Regions from separate parts of the Homo sapiens genome. Here region 1 is linked to region 2. The links are chromatin contacts, found by Hi-C in ENCODE. All regions are on one chromosome and are shown on one strand. Each heading gives the region's core, a stretch centred on a gene start or an enhancer-like site at or near the end of the contact. The rest is flanking DNA. Distances are from core to core; before and after follow the strand shown. Region 1 overlaps TRAM2 (translocation associated membrane protein 2). Region 2 has its middle 4.9 kb from the start of LINCMD1.

What was found. Hi-C counts contacts between places; a loop is a spot of excess contacts on that map. Pooled maps may share reads with other maps.
Region 1: a pooled map shows a loop between it and region 2 (6-fold over the local background). The contact joins two enhancer-like sites. A Hi-C loop is called at or near these places in 5 of 37 single-sample maps with no recorded cell type and 7 of 50 pooled maps.

What each region holds. Positions count from the first base shown.
Region 1 is chr6:52,534,819-52,539,944 of GRCh38, forward strand. TRAM2 (translocation associated membrane protein 2) reads right to left here. Exons shown (of 11, transcript NM_012288.4): 2 at 965-1,028. Among named protein-coding and RNA genes, the nearest start is that of TRAM2, 40 kb to the right of the region's middle. RefSeq lists enhancers at 2,152-2,201, 2,382-2,471, 2,722-2,781. Within about 2 kb of position 1,898, at least 3 of the 41 ENCODE cell types and tissues checked have a DNase peak (open chromatin) inside an H3K27ac peak, as active enhancers do.
Region 2 is chr6:52,153,085-52,158,824 of GRCh38, forward strand. No RefSeq gene overlaps it. Among named protein-coding and RNA genes, the nearest start is that of LINCMD1, 4.9 kb to the left of the region's middle. RefSeq lists enhancers at 1-61, 3,307-3,356. Within about 2 kb of position 3,052, at least 3 of the 41 ENCODE cell types and tissues checked have a DNase peak (open chromatin) inside an H3K27ac peak, as active enhancers do.

The sequences.
Region 1 (5,126 bases), core at 648-3,147, 380 kb after region 2:
GATTTACCTGCCTGGCCTTGCTGCTCCTTGAGCTGTAGCCCCTCAACTGTACTGGGAACTGCCTGTGAGGCCGCTCTGGTACCTGGCATGATGCTGGCTGGGCTCCCTGTAAGTGCTTGGAAATGCTCAGCCACTATGGGGGAAGCTTGTGATGCAGCAGCTCTAGTCAGTGAGCCTTAACAACAGTCCTGTGACAAGACTTGTGGCTGGGCCTGAGGTTTGGTCCTTACCCCAACCCAGTCAGAGTGCAGCACCCTGGGCCCCAACCATGCTTCCATGCACTATCAAAACGCAACATCCTGCCCATTCTCCTCTGAAAATGTTAAAAGGAAGCCATGCTCTGGAGAACAGATCAATGGTCATGATGCCTCACATCCTGTCTCCAACAGAACTCAATGTTAGATGCTTTGGAGAAAGGAGTAGGAGCTGCACAAAGCACCACGTGGTGCAGCAGGTCCTCTTCTGATGAAGAAGACAGAGAGCAGAAGAGAGGGAAGTTCTTAGCGGTTAATGCTGCACCACTGCAATCTCAGTGGTGGAGGCTGCCAGAGGCTGGTTGAAATATCTAAAAAGATTGTACACAGCTAGGCGTGGTGGCTCATGCCTGTAATCCCAGCACTTTGGGAGGCCAAGGCAGGTAGATCACGAGGTCACGAGTTCGAGACCAGCCTGGCCAACATGGTGAAATTCCTTCACTACTAAGAGTACAAAAATTAGTAGGGCGTGGTGGCACACGCCTGTAATCCCAGCTACTTGTGAGGCTGAGGCAGGAGAACTGCTTGAACCTGGGATGTGGAGGTTGCAGTGAGCCAAGATTGTGCCACTGCACTCCAGTCTGGGTGACAGAGCAGAGACTCCGTCATGGGGGAAAAAAAAAAAATTGTACACAGATGGGGAAAAGGAAGCTTTCCAGGTCCTTCAGGGTTAACAGGGCCAGGAGAAGATGGAGACCAGTGATTCTTACCTGCTGTAGGCACGCTAATGTTATACTGAGGTAAAATAAATAGAAAGGCAGTCTTGGCTGTGACCTGTAAAACAAAGGAAAAGAGTTCCAGTTTAGCTTTTGGCCACATCAAAAGAAACAAGTGGAAGCTGCTAACCGCCCCTTTTACATCTTAGACCCTCAAACCTCTTGACTGAACGGTTCTGCCTAATGCAGAGTTAGCATTAGTTTTTGTTCTATTTTTCTTTAATGACATACCTCTCAATACCTGTACCCTGGGACTCAGATGGTATCTAGACTGGTACTCACTGCAGATGAGATGAAACAAGCTGTGCATGGCAGGACAGGAGCTCACAAGTGAATAGTACAAATTTGTCAGCCATTCGTTCATTCAGATATTTATCAGTTTAGTTCTGTGCATCAGCATTGTGGAAGACAGAAACTAATAAATAAAGTCACAACCTTCAAGAAGGTTAGGACCTAGCTGAGGTTTCCACAGCACTTTGGCTGCCTGTGCATTGGAGAGCAGCCCTGAAAGTCGACACCTGAGCTTCAGAAACAGAGAATTCCAGCTGCTAATTTCACATCTACCTTACTGGGAGGCATGGGGCCAGAAGTAACATCCCACATTCCTGGTTTGTTTATTTCAAAAACTGCCTTTAAAATCTTAGTTGTGCTGTGAAACAAAAAACTGTGGTTGCCACCTAGTTATGAATGGCCAAATCAGTACTGTGACAGTTTAGCCAGCAGGGGAGGGATGACAAAACCTGGGGGTTTGAAGGTTGGACTCAAGAATCGACTACCTGGGTTCAAATGCCAGCTCTGCCATTTTCTTGCTATGTATCTACCAGCAAGTAATCTTATACGCTGAGCCTCAGTCTGCTTGTCCATAAAATCAGGGGTGCTTGTAATACCTCAGCTAGTTTGGGTACTACAGACTGGTGTGGCGCTGGCCCAGCTGCTAGCGTTGTTCAAAGCTCCCCAGAGGTTTCGGATGTGCAGGTGGGCCTGAGAACCACCATCCACACTGTTCTGAAACCTGCAGCAAGGCCAGGTGAGGAGGCAGCCCAGGACCAGGCCTTTCCCAAGGGCCCTCTGGAGACACCTCGTCAATAAAGGGGTGCTGGTTCTTCTCTAACAGAGGTTTGAAGGATGCACATGTGAGGGATAGGGTGGAGGACAAACACACTGGACAGTGGCAAAGGCAGCATGGAAATGAGTGAATGATACATCACAGATGCCCTGTGTTGCCCAGACATGCCAGTGAGAGGTCACTATCCTCAGCTACCTCTAGAGACAACCCTCTCCTTTAAAGAGCAAATCTCCCCACTCCCCTGGTCAACAAGACCCATCCCATTCAGTGGGTGTCATTTACTCTGTACACAGAGATGCAGGACAAGACTTCTCGTGTCTTTGTGCTGCAGCCTTAGACATGTCCTATCAGGCTTGCAGGGAAAAACCCAAATGAGATTAGCTAAGAGGAGTGATAGAAAACACCAAGCCCTATCCGAATATACAGGTCTTCCTAATCCCCACCCTAAAACCTTATTACCTTTGGTCAAGACCTTTTTCAGTGTTCTCGACCTACCTTCCTGTCCAACTGCCTGTATTTTCTTTAGAACAGATGTGCTGGGTTTCAGCCAATATATTCTACTCACCACTTCCTTTGGGGAGTTTTAGCCACTCTCAGTTTGCGTCCTACCTTTCCTATACCCACCACCACACACACACAGCTCTCCTGATTAGAATCTCACACATCCCTTCATGACCCACCTCAATTGTAACCTCTGTGAAGCCATTCCCAGCTGTTCAAGGGGCATGATCTCTGCTTGCCGGATGCACTCTGTGTCATGCTCTGCTGTATTTATCATTTCCATACCCTTGTTCATAGTTCTCATCAGGCTCTCACCTCCTCCACAGTTCTCATCAGACTCCTCACAGTCCCACAGGCAGGGACTGTGCCGTCCCGTTCCCATTTATCCTCGCAGCCCCTCTTACGTAAGGAGCCCAGATGCACACAGTAAGTGCTCAGTAACGGCTCATTGCTTAAGATGAAAAATCAAAAGCCAAGTCAGCTTCACTCAGCTGTACTTATTCCCCCTCTGTCGTGGGAGCTGCCCCCAGTGCCATCATCCAGGCTGTCCTCTACCATCAACGGCCTTCTCTGTGAGACCTTTCCAGGCACTAAGCCACCTGAATCCAGCTCTGCCACAGAGCCCCTCCTGCCCACGCTAGCCATGTTGGCTCTCCCTCTCTGAACTCCACTCATATAGGTCATTCCTGGCCCAACCACCTAACACTTCATATTGTCTGACATGACTCCTCTGAAAATAAACCTCATCTTCTCAGCCTGAAATCCCTGTGAAGGAAGATCAGAGGAGTTGGAAGAAATGAGAGAAAGGAGGAGCCAGGAGAAAGCAGGCAGGCATAAACCAAACACTCTACCCTGCCTAGGCACATATCTCCCACTTGATTTCATTCAAGAAATGCACATGTCTTTTAGAGCACAGGGTGGAGACCTCTGTGGGGCTTGGGTTGTCTGCCATCCATTCTCCTCTCTTAATGGCACCAGGGTTTCCTGAGGGAAGCCTCTCTCCAGCTGTGTGTGGGCATAGGATGTGTGTGGGGTCACTACGGGGGATGGGAGGATGGAGGGGATAGACCCTCTCCTCAGGGCAGGAGCTGGGCCAACCGGACACCCTGCCCTGGGCTCTGGGTCTTGGGCGGGTATGAGGAGGTGCTGCTGGCCCCCACAGAGCCTCCTTCAGTTGGCCAGGGTCCACTTCTAGGACACATTATCATTCAATGGGAAGAGCACTGGTGTTCAACTCCGGCTGCACATTAGAATCCCTGGGGGAGCTTCTAAAATCTCTGTGCCTGAGCCACACCCCAGCCAATTAAACCAGACTCTTTGGGGCATGGGCATTTTGTCAAACTCCCCAGAGCATTCCAATGCGCTGCCAAGTCTGAGAACTTTTGCATTTTTTTTAAAGGAAGATAGACATCTGGTATGTGGGCTCTACATATATTCTTGCCCTCACCCAACATATACAGTTAACTGTCATCATTCACATGAATTATGTTCTCTCAAGTCACTGCAAACACTGAATTAGTGAACACTGAAACCTTGTTCCTGGGAGAAATACAGGGTTAGGTTCCTGCAAGCCTCTGGTCCCATTTTTGTCAACAGATCAATTCATAACCTTGTTTTATGTGTGTTTCTGTTTAAAGACACCTAATTTAACATATATTGTTGATTCATTAACATTGAATTCATGGCCAACAGCGCCATAACTCATGCCAGAATAAAGCTTGTCTAACCACATATGCTATCTCCATGAGGCACATCATAGTCATCCTACGCTTAGGATGCTAGACAGCACTTCTGCATGACAGTTGGGGGCCATTTTTAAATAGTGAAATCACCAAAAAGCAGCAGAAAAATGCAAAAAATGTGGCACTAAAGAGACTACGAAAAGGACATCTGTCTACAGGATGAGAGCCGGAACTGGAGGCAGAGTGTCGCCTTGTTTGGCCTCAACTGGGAATGTGAGTGTTGGGCAACCCAAAAGTGTTTGCAGCTCTGCACATCTCTGTGAATGACCAAAGAAGCTGATTTGGGGGTTACAAATAAATCTCAGCAAGTAAGCGAATTTGCAAAAACAAAATCCACAAATAATAAGGATCAAACGTATCAGGGAAAACCTGAACGTCAGCACCATGAGGGCCAAGATTTTTTTTCTTTTTTAACAACTGTATTCAGGTATAATTTACACAACAAAAAAAAAAAATCACCCATTTTAAGTGTACAGCTCTAAAGCATTTATCTTTATTTTTAAACTGTCTCTTCCTTGGGGAAACATAAGCTGTAGGAGCGTGGGGATCTGACCTGCCTTGATGATCTGACTTGCCTTGTTTGAGGTGCACATCCATGGATGGCTTCAAACTGCCCCAGAACAGAGCGGCACTCAGCAAATGCTTAAATGAACACAGTGACTAAGCAGGAGAGAGTCGGTGCTGTGCTCAGCTATCTGACCCTCATCCTGTCATCTGTCCACGATTATTCTTCTCTGTATGTCTTCTCTCTCTCGGTCTGTCCCAGAGCTGGGTGAATAGTAGGTTTCTCATAAATTCCTATTTGACAAACTCATACTGTAAGCAGCTATAATATTTAGTGACTACA
Region 2 (5,740 bases), core at 1,802-4,301:
TGGCAAGACTGTTAGAAAACAGCAGCTCATACATAGCTGGGAGTGAATATAGGTCTATACTCTTCAAAGCATCATTTATCAATACATAGGCATCAAGAAGGCTATTATCTTCTCTGCCCAGAATCTTCTCTTTCTCTGTTAACAGCTCAGTCTCCCTCCCTTGGCTATTCTTTTTTTTTTTTTTTTTTTTTTGAGATGGAGTCTTGCTCCATTGCCAGGCTGGAGCGCAGTGGTGCAATCTCAGTTCACTGCAACCTCTGCCTCCTGGGTTCAAGTGATTCTCCTGCCTCAGCCTCCCAAGTAGCTGGGACTACAAGCACCCACCACCACGCCTGGCTAATTTTTGTATTTTTAGTAGAGACGGGGTTTCACTATGTTGGCCAGGATTGTCTCAATCTCTTGACCTCATGATCCACCCGTCTTGCCCTCCCAAAGTCCTGGGATTACAGGCGTGAGCCACTGCACCCAGCCCCCTTGGCTATTCTTAAAATTACCTCTCCCTCCCTCCATTCACCATGCTTCCCCAAGAACCTTTACAACCATGCACCTTTCTCTAACTTAAGCCATCCTAGTGAGCCCTTTCATGGGAGTTTGGATTATTGGTCTATAAAAATTAAAGCTGTGTTTCCTTGGAAAGTTAAAATAGAAAGATGTGAAGCTTCAAAATTATTCCCAGTATTTCTCAGTAGTGCTTAGTAAGAGATAAGAATGAACCAATTACTTAAAAAGAAACCAAAGAGAGAACAGATACAGAGCCCCAGAGGTATTTCAGTCCTGGACGTGGTTGTTCCCAAGGCCCAGTTCCTATATTCTGTATTCCTTTTTACCTAAGGCACTTAACACTGAAATTACATCATTTGCAAACAAAAGTGCCCTAACTCATATAGCATCAAATATATACCCTTTGACACTCTGGAGACATATTGTTAACTCACAAAGGGAAACTAACACAATCCATTTCTGTTTTTAAGAAAAATACATGTATGTATATGTTAAGAAAAATATGGAAGAATCTAGACCAAAGGTCCAAGAGTAAATATTTCTAGACAATGGATTTTTGGAGGACGGCCTCTCTGAATTTTCTAAATTTTTCCCAGCTAGCATGTATTACTTGTAACAAAAAGTAAGCCACAGAGATTTTTTATTTTTATGTCTTTTTATTTTTCCCAAAGCTATACATGTACAAGGTTTAAATTTTTAAAGCTTATAATGTAAAATAGTAATCCCCTGCCCCACTCCCAATTTCCAACTGTCAGGGCTATCCAAATTTAAAACAATAAAAATATGTAAGGAGAGAACACAGGTCACTATGGCAGATGAAGTTTGGCAGCCTGCTGTGAATCAGATCTCACCATCCTTGCTGTACATCTGGCCATTCCTTCACCTAATGGCTCTTTCAAAAACAAGGCTGAGTTTTACCCTAACTCACCATTCACTAAATCACCATTCAGTGTCCCCCTAAATCCCTACAGACAGGGAGAGCTGGGGGAAGGGTCGGTGGGGTCACCTTAGACACTATGTCATCCAAGACCCCGTGTGGTCCCTGCTCTGACCATCCTGTATGCCAAGGAAACATGCTCCATGCACATTCTTGACAGAACCTTGTCCTGAACACGCTCCTTTATGCCCCACATAAACCCCCCCCTACTGCTGTGTAAACCCATTTCCTCTTGAATTTTCCTCTGGGGAAACTAAGAATAGCTGCATTTTCATCCACCCCAAAATAATTTTCAGTTCTTTCTTCATAGAAGGCCAATAAGTGGGTCTCAGGTACTTAGAGTTTTCAACCAAAATATCAGGAATTATTGTTCTCTTAATAGAAAAAAGTATTATAAACAGGAATTACACTTATGAAACCACACTTCCAAGATACAGAAGCCGATGTACTCACAGCCAAATTTCCTGACATTCCACAGCTTGACTCACCGGACCACACCCAGGTATTAGGTTGGTGCAAAAGTAATTGCATTGTTGCAGTTACAATTACTTTTGCACCAACCTAATAGTCTCTTCACAAAAAATGTAAATTATTTTATAGATAGAAACAGAACCAATATATATGAATATATAAGTACATATTCACATATATGTGCATACACACACACACACACACACACACACACACACACACGGAGAGACAGAGAAACAGAAACAGATTTATTGCAGGGAATTGGCTCATGTGACTACGGAAGCTGACAAGTCCCAAAATCTGCAGGAAGCTGAAGACCCAGGAGATCCAATGATGTAATTCCAGCCCAACGTTAGTCAAGCAGGACGAATTTTCTCTTACTCAGGGGAGCATCAACATTTTTTACCTGTTTGGGCCTTAATTTTACTGGATGAGGCCCACCCACATTATGAGGGCAATCTGCATTACTCAGTCCACCAATTTAAACATTCATCTCATCCCTCTCAGAAACACCCAGATTAACACTTGACCAAACATCGGTGCACTCTGTAGCCAGTCACGTTGACACATTAACCATCACAACAGGCTTGTCTTCCAGTTAGTCCAAAAGACAGAATCGTTTCTGTTTTCTCATAACTCCAAGAGGGGGAAAAAAAGTCTATGTGAGAGAATAAAAAACTTCATGTATCTTTAATGTTGCTATTTAAAATTTCCCTCTCTTTGCTCATATTAGCCCGAGTATCTAAAATTTTATTGTGGCCATTTTGACACAGCTGTTTGGACCCCAGTGATTTGGACATTTACACGCATTTCATGTCTTTTTAAAAACAAACCACTAACTTTTCAACTTTTCCTTATTATCAAGTTACATATATGGCCACATTACCTCTCTCTGAGCCTCAATGCACCGCAGATCTCACTCCATCCCCAGACTTCCTCCAATCCCAAATTTTTACCTGCCTCTCTGGGGTTGGTTGCAGAGGAGGCATGCAGTGAAGGTAGTGTGGGCAGATTACCTGAGCTTGCTTTTTATAAAAAAAGCTAAAGACCCATGCCTCCTTTTTCAGTTCTCATTGAAATAGACCAGTAGCAACATTACAATGGCTTTTAAAAATATCCCTTCAGTCATCACACACAAAACCGCAGGTACTCAGGAAGTGCCTGGAGGAACAGGTTTCAGTGGTGTTTGACAGCCCTTAGAGGGCAATCAAATTGTGACCAGTGGCATCCTCTAAGTAATGTGCACATTTCCTGCCTTTGTGGGCTTTGTGGTGAAGGACCATTGGTCAGAGAGATTCCACCCAGTGGCCTAAGCTCACAACAATGCCCTTGTAACTGCTTGACCCTGCTTGGCTCAGCTGTTTCGCATATGTGAAAGCCCTCATGGCCTCTGTCTCCTCTTCCCACTTCCCCCAGCCCCCGTCATTCCACATCCTCTTCCAGAACCAGCAACTGTGGGCACCTTGGAGAACTGGAAAAATGCCACCCCAATAAAACAACCACCTGTTGACCAGCTTTTCCTGGGCTTCAACCTCCCTAACCAAGGACACTCAGTAAAACGTGTTGGCCCGAGTGACCCACTGTTCTACCTGACTTACCCAAACTGGAATGTCCCACAGCAGCAAGGGGCACCCACAAAAATAAAGCACTTTCATTTACAATGGAGAAAAGCTCTCTTCCCTGCCTGTGGCAGTGGACAGCACTCACCCTGCCTGCAAACACACACACACACACACACACACACACACACGTGTAGGGTAAAGAAAGAAAATCCAGAGAAGGAAAGAGAAAAGGAGTCCTTTTAAAAATAAGCTTCTTATATTACAGACATTCCTCTGGCTCCCGGCATTTCCAAGTGGCAAATGGCACTTCTCGGCACTCTCTACTGAAGCTCATCATTGTGTTTTATTCATCACCACACATACATGTGCAAGGATTGAGTGTGCTGGGGCATGAGGGTATGAGAGGGGGTGAAAAAGAGTGGAGAAAGAAGGATGGAGGAGAGTATGGTGGAAAAAGAAAGGTTTTATTAAAAATACCGAAAGCAAATACTGCATTCCTGAACCGTATATTTTCCAAAAAACTAGTTGCATGTTGGCAAGTAGCATCTTTTTATTTAATCCACAGAATGCTTTTCAATGAAGAAAAAGGAATCCAAAACAGTCCCAAGGGGAATTGGCTTGAAGAATTATCAAGAGGCAAACATTTAGAACACAAAAACCCAGTGGAGAGTGTAAACACTAAAAAAATTCTCTGTGTGTTACTAGTTTCAAGTATGTCTCTTTGTTATCTTATTTTCCTCTCTCACTTCTCTTTGTCCCTCCCTGCCTCCATCTCATTGGGTCTCCCTGGGAGGCCCTGCCTTCATTGTGTACATCATAACGAGTCACAATATCATCAGACTGGGCCGAATCTCTGAGCATCACCCTCAGGAGGGAGCCTTGGTTCCCTCAGTCCCAGGGACCCCACCTAGCCCAGTCCCTCAATCATTTGCAAGAATGTCGCTGAGTCCTTCCAGCCAGAGCTGCCAAGCTTCAAACTGCTAAAATAGTGGAGGAACTGAGCCAACAAACTTCCCTCTGCATCAGCTTTAGGTGGGAGTAGGGGGAGGTAAATAAAACCAGACTAGGAAAAAGCCAAGAGCATCCGGGAGAGCTGACATGACCATGAGCTGGAGCCTGTGTAGAGCACCCTATTTCCACGGAACTCACCCAGCATGTGTTGGTCATCATTTATGCCACTCCTACTTCCCCCAAAGAACACAGACTGTAGACACTTGGTATTACAGTTTTGACTCTTCATCAGTGACTCCAAAAGCCCATGACGTAGTCATTTATAATTTAACTAAAACAGAAATCTGTGCTCCCTCTGAGGCTGTTGTGTAGAAGTGAGTCATTTAGGAAGTGAGTGAGTCCCAACACGCTGCCCTGCATCTGCCTCTCAGCTTTAAGGTTCTCATTTCATTCACCATTTCATTTAATCCTGATAAAAACCTAGCAGATGGCTGTCTTTATCTCCATGTTGAAGATGATGAGCTGGCAAAATCAAATGCTACAATCAGGTACTTGAGATTTAGATAGTCTCAAAGATTTTAGAGCTCTTAATAACAGAGAGTCAGAGTATGGTCTGAAATAAGTACATGAGAGAAGAACCCAGAACTTGGGAAAAGATGGTCACTGCTGTCAGGCATTAAACCTAGCCATGAGCTTCCTGGCAGCCAAGGCAAGGAGGAAATACAAAAATGTTCAACCAACTAAGTAGCTTACCATTTCAGTCTTTATGATATTGCTTACTGAATCATCTATATTTGGTTGGTTGTTAGATAGAGACATGCTGAAAAACACTTCTTCAAAGAGTCAGGGCCCATCAGAGTTTGAGCTTTTGTCTCATGGGTCAGTTCCCTCACTGGAATCCAAGTGACAAAACTCACCATTCACCTCATACTAACATATCAGTGCTACTAAAACATGTGTTGTCATCAGTGAAATTATTTACTTCAAAGGTTTATCAAAAAGGGACTACTTCTTAGGGTTGTTTTTATTTTTAAAAAAATTACAAAATGGTGCTAAATGTACCCCAAAAAAATGCCTCAATGGATGGCCAAGAAAAGAAACAAGAGAATGCACTAGTAGCCAGCAGGCCAAATGATCATAAAAATTTCCAAGGACCATATTCTTCTTATTAATATGTTTTTCTTATAAATGTATTTGTTATAAATATAATAATAAAACAAGAATATTGAATGAACATAAATGGTAATCTAAAACTACCAAGAGCCCTCTACAGGTGAAAGCTACCAAAACAGAGTTAATACTCACTTTAAAGATTGTC